Linked DNA regions of Homo sapiens: region 1 is linked to region 2. A link is a contact called in ENCODE Hi-C or POLR2A ChIA-PET data. All regions are on one chromosome and are shown on one strand. Each heading gives the region's core, a stretch centred on a gene start or an enhancer-like site at or near the end of the contact. The rest is flanking DNA. Distances are from core to core; before and after follow the strand shown.

What was found. A loop is a pair of places that touch in the nucleus more often than their neighbours do. ChIA-PET counts read pairs that join two places held with the same protein, here RNA polymerase II (POLR2A). Pooled maps may share reads with other maps.
Region 1: a pooled map shows a loop between it and region 2 (3-fold over the local background). The contact joins two enhancer-like sites. A Hi-C loop is called at or near these places in 4 of 50 pooled maps. POLR2A ChIA-PET finds 5 or more read pairs at or near these places in 2 of 52 experiments (SK-N-SH and activated T-cell).

The regions. Positions count from the first base shown.
Region 1 is chr5:55,436,182-55,440,989 of GRCh38, reverse strand. The region is part of intron 4 of PLPP1 (phospholipid phosphatase 1); the gene reads left to right. Among named protein-coding and RNA genes, the nearest start is that of MIR5687, 70 kb to the left of the region's middle. RefSeq lists an enhancer at 2,026-2,853. Within about 2 kb of position 1,774, at least 29 of the 41 ENCODE cell types and tissues checked have a DNase peak (open chromatin) inside an H3K27ac peak, as active enhancers do.
Region 2 is chr5:55,337,267-55,341,535 of GRCh38, reverse strand. MTREX (Mtr4 exosome RNA helicase) reads right to left here. Exons shown (of 27, transcript NM_015360.5): 6 at 1,352-1,526. All of the region lies in intron 1 of LOC124900979 (a long non-coding RNA gene), which reads left to right. Among named protein-coding and RNA genes, the nearest start is that of MTREX, 31 kb to the right of the region's middle. Within about 2 kb of position 2,560, at least 3 of the 41 ENCODE cell types and tissues checked have a DNase peak (open chromatin) inside an H3K27ac peak, as active enhancers do.

The DNA of each region.
Region 1 (4,808 bases), core at 525-3,024, 100 kb before region 2:
GGGTTAGAAAATCTGTACCCTAATAGATCAGCTATAATTTTTGTCTTAATTTTCTTTATAAGGGGATTTTTATACAGTTGTGTTCTGTGTAAATTTGTCATTTCCTGTGTTTTTCCCTTTGATCACATTAAGTGCCGTATGATAATTTAATGCTTAGACTTAAAATGCACAATATGTAACATTAAGGGTAAACTAATGGGAATTAGTCTCAGAGATAATTTAAAATGTTTTACTAGAATCTTGCTTTTATTTGAAAAAACAAATTCCAAACATTAAAAGAATATGTAAATTGTAGATGTGTTATATAAAATTCAAAGTCAGAACCTCAAGCCATTACAACAGCTAATTTTCAAAGCTTTCATCTTACATTAATTAAATTTTGTGAAGAAGCACAGAGTATGATTCAGCAGAATTTAGGGCTTCCTTTTTAAGACACACACTCAAATGTTTCTGCAGATGCAGCATGGAAAATGTGACTTATCTGAAGGTAGTTAGCAGAAAATACTATTCTGACATCTTCTGTTCATTTATCATATTAGAAAAAAATCAGCATTCTTTCTTAAGTGAGACAACATATTTTTTTCTTTTTAATTAGAGCACGAGGACCAGGGCAGACCCGGAAGGCTGAGCAATAGCTAGAGCCGTTACTATCCTGAGAGCTCTTCCCAGAGCATGGGCCTGTGACTGGACTGAAGGGCGTTTGAATGTGTGGGCGTGCTTTGTATGCCCTGGGCTAGACCTCACTAGGTCTAGCTTTTGTCTCACTAGCTATTGTGGTTTGTTTTTCGCTCACCTGTCTGTGTTAGTGTCCAAGTCCCTCTTTATGAGAAATCTAGAAATCTGAGTTTTGATTGATCTTGATGATGATTTGCATTTTACACTACTTTTATTTTTGACTAAATTTCCATGAAAAGATGAGGGATGACTGCCACTGTTTTACAAGTGAGGGAATAGGCACCTTGGGAGGGGGCTGCTGAGTTCTGTGAGCTCTGTGGGGTTTCTTGATAATCAGGATCCCATGCTGTATTGATTGATTGATTACTTGGTCTGAACCCTAGTCCATTTATTTTGAAGGTCAGCTCATGCAGATCTCTGGAAGTAAAATGGCATTCTGGAAGTGACTGACACATAACTTTGACCCACTGTTTGTAATTTTAAAGAAAATTCTCAGCTATAACATATTCCATACTTCATCATTTTCTGCTCTTCTTCCTTGACCCTTCTCAAAACACCCATTAACGTCTGTGTAATTGGTCAAATAGTAACTTGTACTGAGGGCTGTTTTGTGAAAGATTAAAATTACTATAGAGAGGATGACATTGATATAATAGAGGGCCTCAGTGGCAGGCCTGCTCAGTGGACATGCAGCCACATATGAAGGATATCAACTCGGGAAAATGATGTCAACCATAGTGTGGTAATTGGGTCAGTTTGAACCAACTGTGTTAAAAGAACAACTTTAGATAAATTTAAGGGTGTCACTGGGCAAGGAAGAAACGACTTTCAAATTGGGCAGCCCTCAGAGTCACTGCAGATTCAGAATGACTCCACTGCTTCTAAGTGGTCAGGGAGAATTTATGGACAGAAAAAGGAAAGTGAGTACAGAAAATGGAAGCGAGGTGCAGAAACTGCCGGATTGGTTACAGCTCGGCCTTGGAGCTTTATTTGAGCGTGGTTTGAATGGCTGTGAGTGGTTGAAATATGGCTGCAGGGACTGGCTGAGACTCAGCTGCTGTTACAGAAGCACATTCCTGAGTCAGGCTCCCAGTTTGCTTACTTACCAAATTAGGTTGTTCTTTGTACAGAAGAACTCAAGTATGTGAGCAGGGGGTTTTCAGGACAGATTTTAGTTTGATTTAACAGATGTAAAGTTATAATGGCAAAAAAAGAAGCCTAGATAAATAGATTTGTTGTAGACCAAGACCTTTCTGGAGAAGAAAGCAGGCCAGAGCAACCATGCACTGCATTTTACTGACTCTAGGTAGTGGAAATATTTGCTTGATGTGGATGTAGGCCCCAGCTTTTATTTCAGCCCTGAATACACAGATCCTTGCTTTTTACATTTATGTACAACTTTTTTTTTTTTTTTTAGACGGAGTCTTGCTCTCTCACCCAGGCTGGAGTGCAGTGGCGCGATCTCGGCTCACTGCAAGCTCCACCTCCCGGGTTCACGCCATTCTCCTGCCTCAGCCTCCAGAGTAGCTGGGACTACAGGCGCCCGCCACCACGCCCGGCTAATTTTTTGTATCTTTAGTAGAGACAGGGTTTTACCGTGTTAGCCAGGATGGTCCCAATCTCCTGACCTCGTGATCCGCCTGCCTCGGGCTCCCAGTGTGTTGGGATTACAGGCGTGAGCCACCGCGCCTGGCCTATGTACAACATTTAACCTCTAAGCCCCACCCCCGAATTCCTTGAGCAATGACTCATCTTGTTTCTCTGGGCACCTTGGCTTCATGAGTCAGTCTCAGATTTGGGTAGAGACGTAGTCATTTAAATCCTCTCCTAGGACAGTCTTTGATAGCCAAAACTTCTCTGTCAATTCCTGACACCCAGAAATTAACTTCTAGTTAAAAATGGCTCTTAAAACACCCTGACCATTGTTCTTCTCTGGCAGCCAGTGCAGCCCTGCACACTTAACTGTGCCAAGAGAGTGTCAGCATCAGTGAAAACCTCCCAGGCCTGCGGGAGCTCAGGGCAGGGCTGCTTTGCACATAGCCAGTTTATATGCTTAGTGACTCCCCGTGAACTTGGCTGAATGCCAGAGATTCCAAATTTATTTGATTATTCAGGAGAACAGCCATGGTATGAGTCTGTATTTTCTTTCAATACAGTGAGGAGTGTTAAAATACTTTTCCTGAGACCCTTCTATTGAGGCTGTAACCCCAGATTGTTTATATCACCGCCTGTTATGAAATTCCTGTATCTATGCTTCAGCCAGACTCTCCTCCTGCCACAAAATGCCTCTTATCTGGGCCTTGCCCCTGCCCTGTGTTTAGACAGTGCTGCCCACCTATCTAAATCCACTCAGACTCTTTCATACTATCCACTTTCCTTAAGATTCATATAATCCCTCATTTAGCATTCACTGTATACCTCCTAGCATTGTTGATACTTCGTGATGTTTTCCAAACTTGATTATTGCTGAACATTGGGCAAATGATGAACAACTCATGGCCCATAGCCTACGAACCTTGTCTGATTTTGAGGTGGGATTTAAGATCTAAATTTAGTGCCTCAGTGAATCCTAAAAATGGTGAAATTAAAACCCAAAGAAGACTAAACTGAGGCCTGCTTTCCAGTGTTCTTCTGGACAGATCTGTCATCAAATGTAGGTGGAGCAATCAATTTGGCTTGCCTGGCTAGTCATAAAAGCACTATTTCAAAATAAGTAGACCAAGGTATATTTCTTTGCATTGAGCCTGCTGTTGTTAGTCTAGTTCTGGGGTTGGTATTTTTTTTTTTTTCAGTGAAAGGTCAGATAATAAATATTTAGGCTTTGTAGGTCACATATTCTTTTTTGAAAAAACAAACAAAAAAAACTCCTTAAAAATGTTCTTAGCTTGCAAGCCAACCCCTTGACTCTAGTTTAAAATGGAAAAAAAAAAGTTCTTACTTTATTAACAATAGAATATTCAGAGGCTATGAGACAATAACAACATTTTACAGTTAAGAAGTGTTAACAAGATTAGTCAAGGAAAGGCAAAATCAAAACAGCTTCAAAAAATATCTCGTTCAACGATTATTTATTTTAAAGGTGAGATATTCTAATTAGATCCTTTAATGGAAGTTAAATGTTTCAGAAATTTCAACCAAAAATGGTTATATATCCTTCCTGTCTTAGTTTGGGCTGCTATAACCAATTGCAGCAGACTGGGTGGTTTATAAAAAACAAATTTCTCAGTCTGGAAGCTGGAAGTCTAAGATTAGGGTGCCAGCATGGTTGGGTAATGGTGGGGCCTTCTTCCAGGTTGTAGAATGTCCTCACACAGTGGAAGGGGCAAGGGAGCTCCCCTGGATCTCTTATTAGGTCATTAATCCCTTTCATGAGGGTTAACCCCTTATGACCTAATCACCCACAAAAGTCCTATTTTCCTAATCCCATTGCCTTGTGGGGGTTAGGCATTCAGTATACAAATTTTGGGGTAACACAAATATCCAGGCAATAGCACCACCCTTCAGTGATAATGAAAGAATGCCTAAGTAGTATCACAGATGTTGAATTTTCTAGTTTCTTTTAATATTAATTTTTAAACAAAAGAAAAAATGGGCATACCTTGTAATTTGTTCCTGATGTGGCTCTGTGTAATGAAGAGTCTTCCGTTTGTTTTGACCAGGTCTTCTTTGTGCACTTTATAAAACTATCATGAGGCTCTTCACAAGCGGAGCCACACGTTTTGGAGTGTTGGTTTATTAGTCTGTTTTCATGCTGCCGATAAAGACATACCCAAGGCTGGGCAGTTTACACAAGAAAGAGGTTTAATTGGACTCCCAGTTCCCCGTGGCTTAGGAGGCCTTACAAGCATGGCGGAAGGCAAGAAGGAGCAAGTTACATCTTACGTGGATGGCGGCAGGCAGAGAGAGCTTGTGCAGGGAAACTCCACCTTATAAAGCCATCAGATCTCGTGAGACTTACTATCACAAGAACAGCATGGGAAAGACCTGCCCCCATGATTCAGTTACCTCCCACTGGGTCCCTCCCACAACATGTGGGAATTCAAGATGAGATTTGGGTGGGGACACAGCCAAGCCATATCATTTGGGACTGGGAGGAAGGCCTCTGTGCTTCTCAGTGAAGCATTTGCTGCCTG
Region 2 (4,269 bases), core at 1,311-3,810:
ACTATTTAACAAATATTAACAAAAGTAATATTCAATATTACATTGTTGTATATTATATTGTATATTCCTTTTCTCATAAAAAGCAAAGTAAATGGCTTCTAAACAGTTACTAATCAGATACAATCCACAGAGAGAATTATCACCCCTACTCTCCATATGTCTAGAACATGATGCAACTTCCTTCTATACACAGCACCGTCCCAAGATTCATACTTTCTAAAATATAAGTACAACTTAAATTATCCTCTATTCAAAACACTGGATCATCCCTGACTGTTTGCCCATTTTTTCTGCCTCGTTTTCTTGCAACATGGATACTTCCTGGCAACTGTTACCCTAATTTTTGGAGTTAATGAAAACCTTCCACAGATGAAAGAAAGTTTTGAAAATGGAAAATAAACTTCCATGAGGCGACAAAATGAAAAGTGAGCAATGCTTTTGGCTGGTTCTCCAAATCAGAAGCTAATTTATGCTCACCATTATACCATATCCTTGGGGTTAAATGCAAAGATATAATTAAAGTATGTACAAAAATACTTAGTAAAGGTAACTAATCATGTCCAAAACTTAAGATATTCTAAGTATATGCAAAACTTAACTGCAATTATGGGAAGAAGGTAAACATAATACTGCACTCTAAAAAATCAGTTACTTGGCTGGGTGCGGTTGGCTCACATGTGTAATCCCAGCACTTTGGGAGGCTGAGGCAGGCAGATCATGAGGTCAGGAGATAGAGACCATACTGGCTAACACGGTGAAACCCCGTCTCTACTAAAAATACAAAAAATTAGCTGGGCATGGTGGCGGGCGCCTGTAGTCCCAGCTATTCAGGAGGCTGAGGCAGGAGAATGGCGTGAACCCAGGAGGCGGAGCTTGCAGTGAGCAGAGGTTGCACCACTGCACTCCAGCCTGCGAGACAGAACGAGACTCCATCTCAAAAAATAAATAAATAAATAAAAATCAGTTACTCATCTACTTGTATCAACACTCAGATATAGAAGACGGCAAAGTCACATGAAATGAAGAGTCACTATTACTATATATTCAAATGCTTAAAACTATGTACATAAAACCAGTAAAATATTTTCATGTCACTGACAGAAATAAACTTTAAAAATACCTGAAGAAAAAAATGTATCTGAGACAAATAATAAAGTATGGTAATTTAGAAATGTAATATTATCAGAACACTTTAAGATAAATGTTATCCATTTTGCCTAAGTCTAATCAGAAAATAAAGTACTATACTTTACCTAAGTAGAGCAACCAATAAAACTTCCCAGGTTCTAACTGAATAGTCACATTAATTTAATTAAAAACGAAAAGTCAGATGAGGCACTACATGAATTACCTCTGTGGTCATAACAAGACAAGATGCCGTAGGATTAATAGTAACATCACCAGTCATCAAACCAACATCTTGAAATTCTTCATACATTTCACGGTATTTTTGGTTACTCAGAGCCTTAATTGGGCTGGTAAATATTACACGCTGCTTTTCCCTTAAGGCCAATGCAATGGCATACCTACAAATGTGAAAACAAATAATCATACAACTTTTCCTTTAAATTATGACTTTAAAAATTCTGTTAATATTTAAATTGTGTCCAAATTTTCCCTAATTATTTATCTTGAATGGACTCTGAAGAACAGTAACACCATATCTATTATACTAATAATTATAATAAATATGAAATAGAGTGATCTAAAATCATTTTAACTCCGGTCACTCAGAGTTAATGCAACTTAGTCACTAATAGCAATAGATTACTAACAGTTACCTATTTCTTGCAAGGAAAACACCTTTGGTTCTAAGACGGGCTTCCAAAATTCAGAGCCTCTGTCTGTGAGTTCACACATATACAGATGATCAAGTGCTTATAGCCCCTGGAAAATGAAGTGTTTCCTCCTCAAGTTTCACAAATAAGTTAATCTATATGTATTCTTTTCCCACATGTAACAGTTAACAAGTCAGTCCTCTGAAAATTATGGTAGGTTCTGATTATGGAAAATTTCTTTCATAGCTATTAACAGAACACAATAGAGCAGTTTTGTTTTTCTTTAAATATAGACAGATAGCATTAAACTTAACATTGTAGTAGATCCTCCTTATTTAAGATTCAGCTCCTGCCCAGAATAGGCTTATTATAATGTATTTGGGGAAATAAAAATAACATTCATCCCAGCCAGTGAAATAAGCAATTTTTAAAAAATCAGAAGTTGTCCAAACATCAAATATGAATTACAAGAAACATACACAAAAAGAAAATACAGAAATGCTACATACATTATCTAAACTTTTCAAGAAAAAAATTGCAAGATATAAAAACAAACAGGAAAGTATGACCATATGTAGGAAAAAAGAAGCAGTCACAAGAAACTGACTGTCTCAAAAAGGAACCAAAACTATTAACAACATAATCAAATGGAAAGTCTACAGATTAGGCCGGGCGCAGTGGCTCACACCTATAATCCTAGCATTTAGGGAGGCTGAGGTGGGTGGATCACATGACGCCAAGAGTTCGAGACCAGCCTTGGCCAAAATGGGGAAACCCTGTCTCTACTAAAAATACAAAAATTAGTCAGGTATGGTGGTGTACATTTGTAATCCCAGCTACTTGGCAGGCTGAAGAAGGAGAACTGCTTGAATCCAGGAGGTGGAGGCTGCAGTGAGCCAACATCACGTCATTGTACTCCAGCCTGGGTGACAGAGTGAGACTGTGTCTCAAAAAAAAAAAAAAAAAAAAAAGAAAAAGAAAGTCTACAGATTAACAATCAAAAGAAAAAATTCTCTAGATGGGCCCATAAGCAGATTTGTGATGACTGTTATCAATGAACATGAAGATAAATTGAGAGAAATTATCAAATCTAAAGAGAAAAATAAATAGAAAAATAAGAGACACTCAGGTATCTGCAAGACATCCTCAAGTATCTCAAAGGAAATTCCAAAATAAGAAAGAGGTAGGAAAAAAAAAACAATAAAAAACTTCATTTGTTTAAAAGACATTAGAGATCCAAGAAGCTCAATTAACACAGCATGAAAAAGCAAAAAAGAACCATACCTAGAAACATCATAGTTAAACTGCTAAATGACAAAGGCAAAGAGAGTCTTTGAAAAACCACAACAGAAAAACTCAATACATAAGAGAACAACATAATTAAGGCTGACTTCTCATCAGAAACAATGGAGTAGAATGAAATGATATCAGTAGAATGATGTATCTGGAGTTGAAGGGGAAAAAAAATCGGTCAACCAGGAACTCTATATCCAGTGACACCGTCCTTCAAAAATGAAAGCAAAATAAAACTACTCTGTAAGAAATATTTATTAAAAACCTTTCAAACTAAAAGGAAGCAATACCATAAAACAGAACAATTAAGACTATGTATGTAAAGGTATATATAAAATTTTTATCACTTAATATTTTTAGAAAACACAATTTAAAGCAATGATTATACTGTATTACAGATACTGTATTATTAGATTTATAGCATATGTAGTTGAAATATATGACAGTATTAAATAGTACAAAAATGAGAAGAAAATACTAGGGCAAGTTTTCAATATTTTCCATAAATTGTGACTGTGATTTAGTTAAACATGCATACTGTAAGCCCCAAAATAACCACTAAAAACTAACTCAAAGAAAGCTAAAAAGTCAAGAGAAATTAAAATGGTACACTAAAAGATATTTGTTAAACAAAATAGAAGGCAATGGAGGAAAAATAAGGATCAAAAAAAAAACATGAGAAATATACCAAAAGACCCCCAAAACGAACAACAAAAGGCAAATATAAATCCAACCATATCAATCATTAAATTAAACTACTGAAATTTCACGAAGTATCTTCTCTAATCACAAATTAAGTTAGAAATAACAAATGGCTAAGTATATGGAAAATCACGTTTGAAAAGTAAACAACATACAAGGGAACCAAAAGAGAAATGAAAAAGTGGATTAAATGAAAATGAAACACAGTAATATCAGTTTACAGGATGCATTTTAAGCAGTACTGAGTGAAATTTTATAGTTTTATATAAACACTTACATTAAACATAAAGAATTATCTAAAACCTCAGGAAATTTCTACGCCAGGCACAGTGGCTCACACCTGTAATCCCAGCACTTTGGGAGGCTGAGGCAGGAGGACTGCTTGAGCCCAGAAGTTCAAGACCAGTCTGGGCAACACAGACCCTGTCGCTACAAAAAATAAATTAAAAATAAATAAATAAATAAAATATAAAAATTAGCTGGGTGTGGTAGCGCA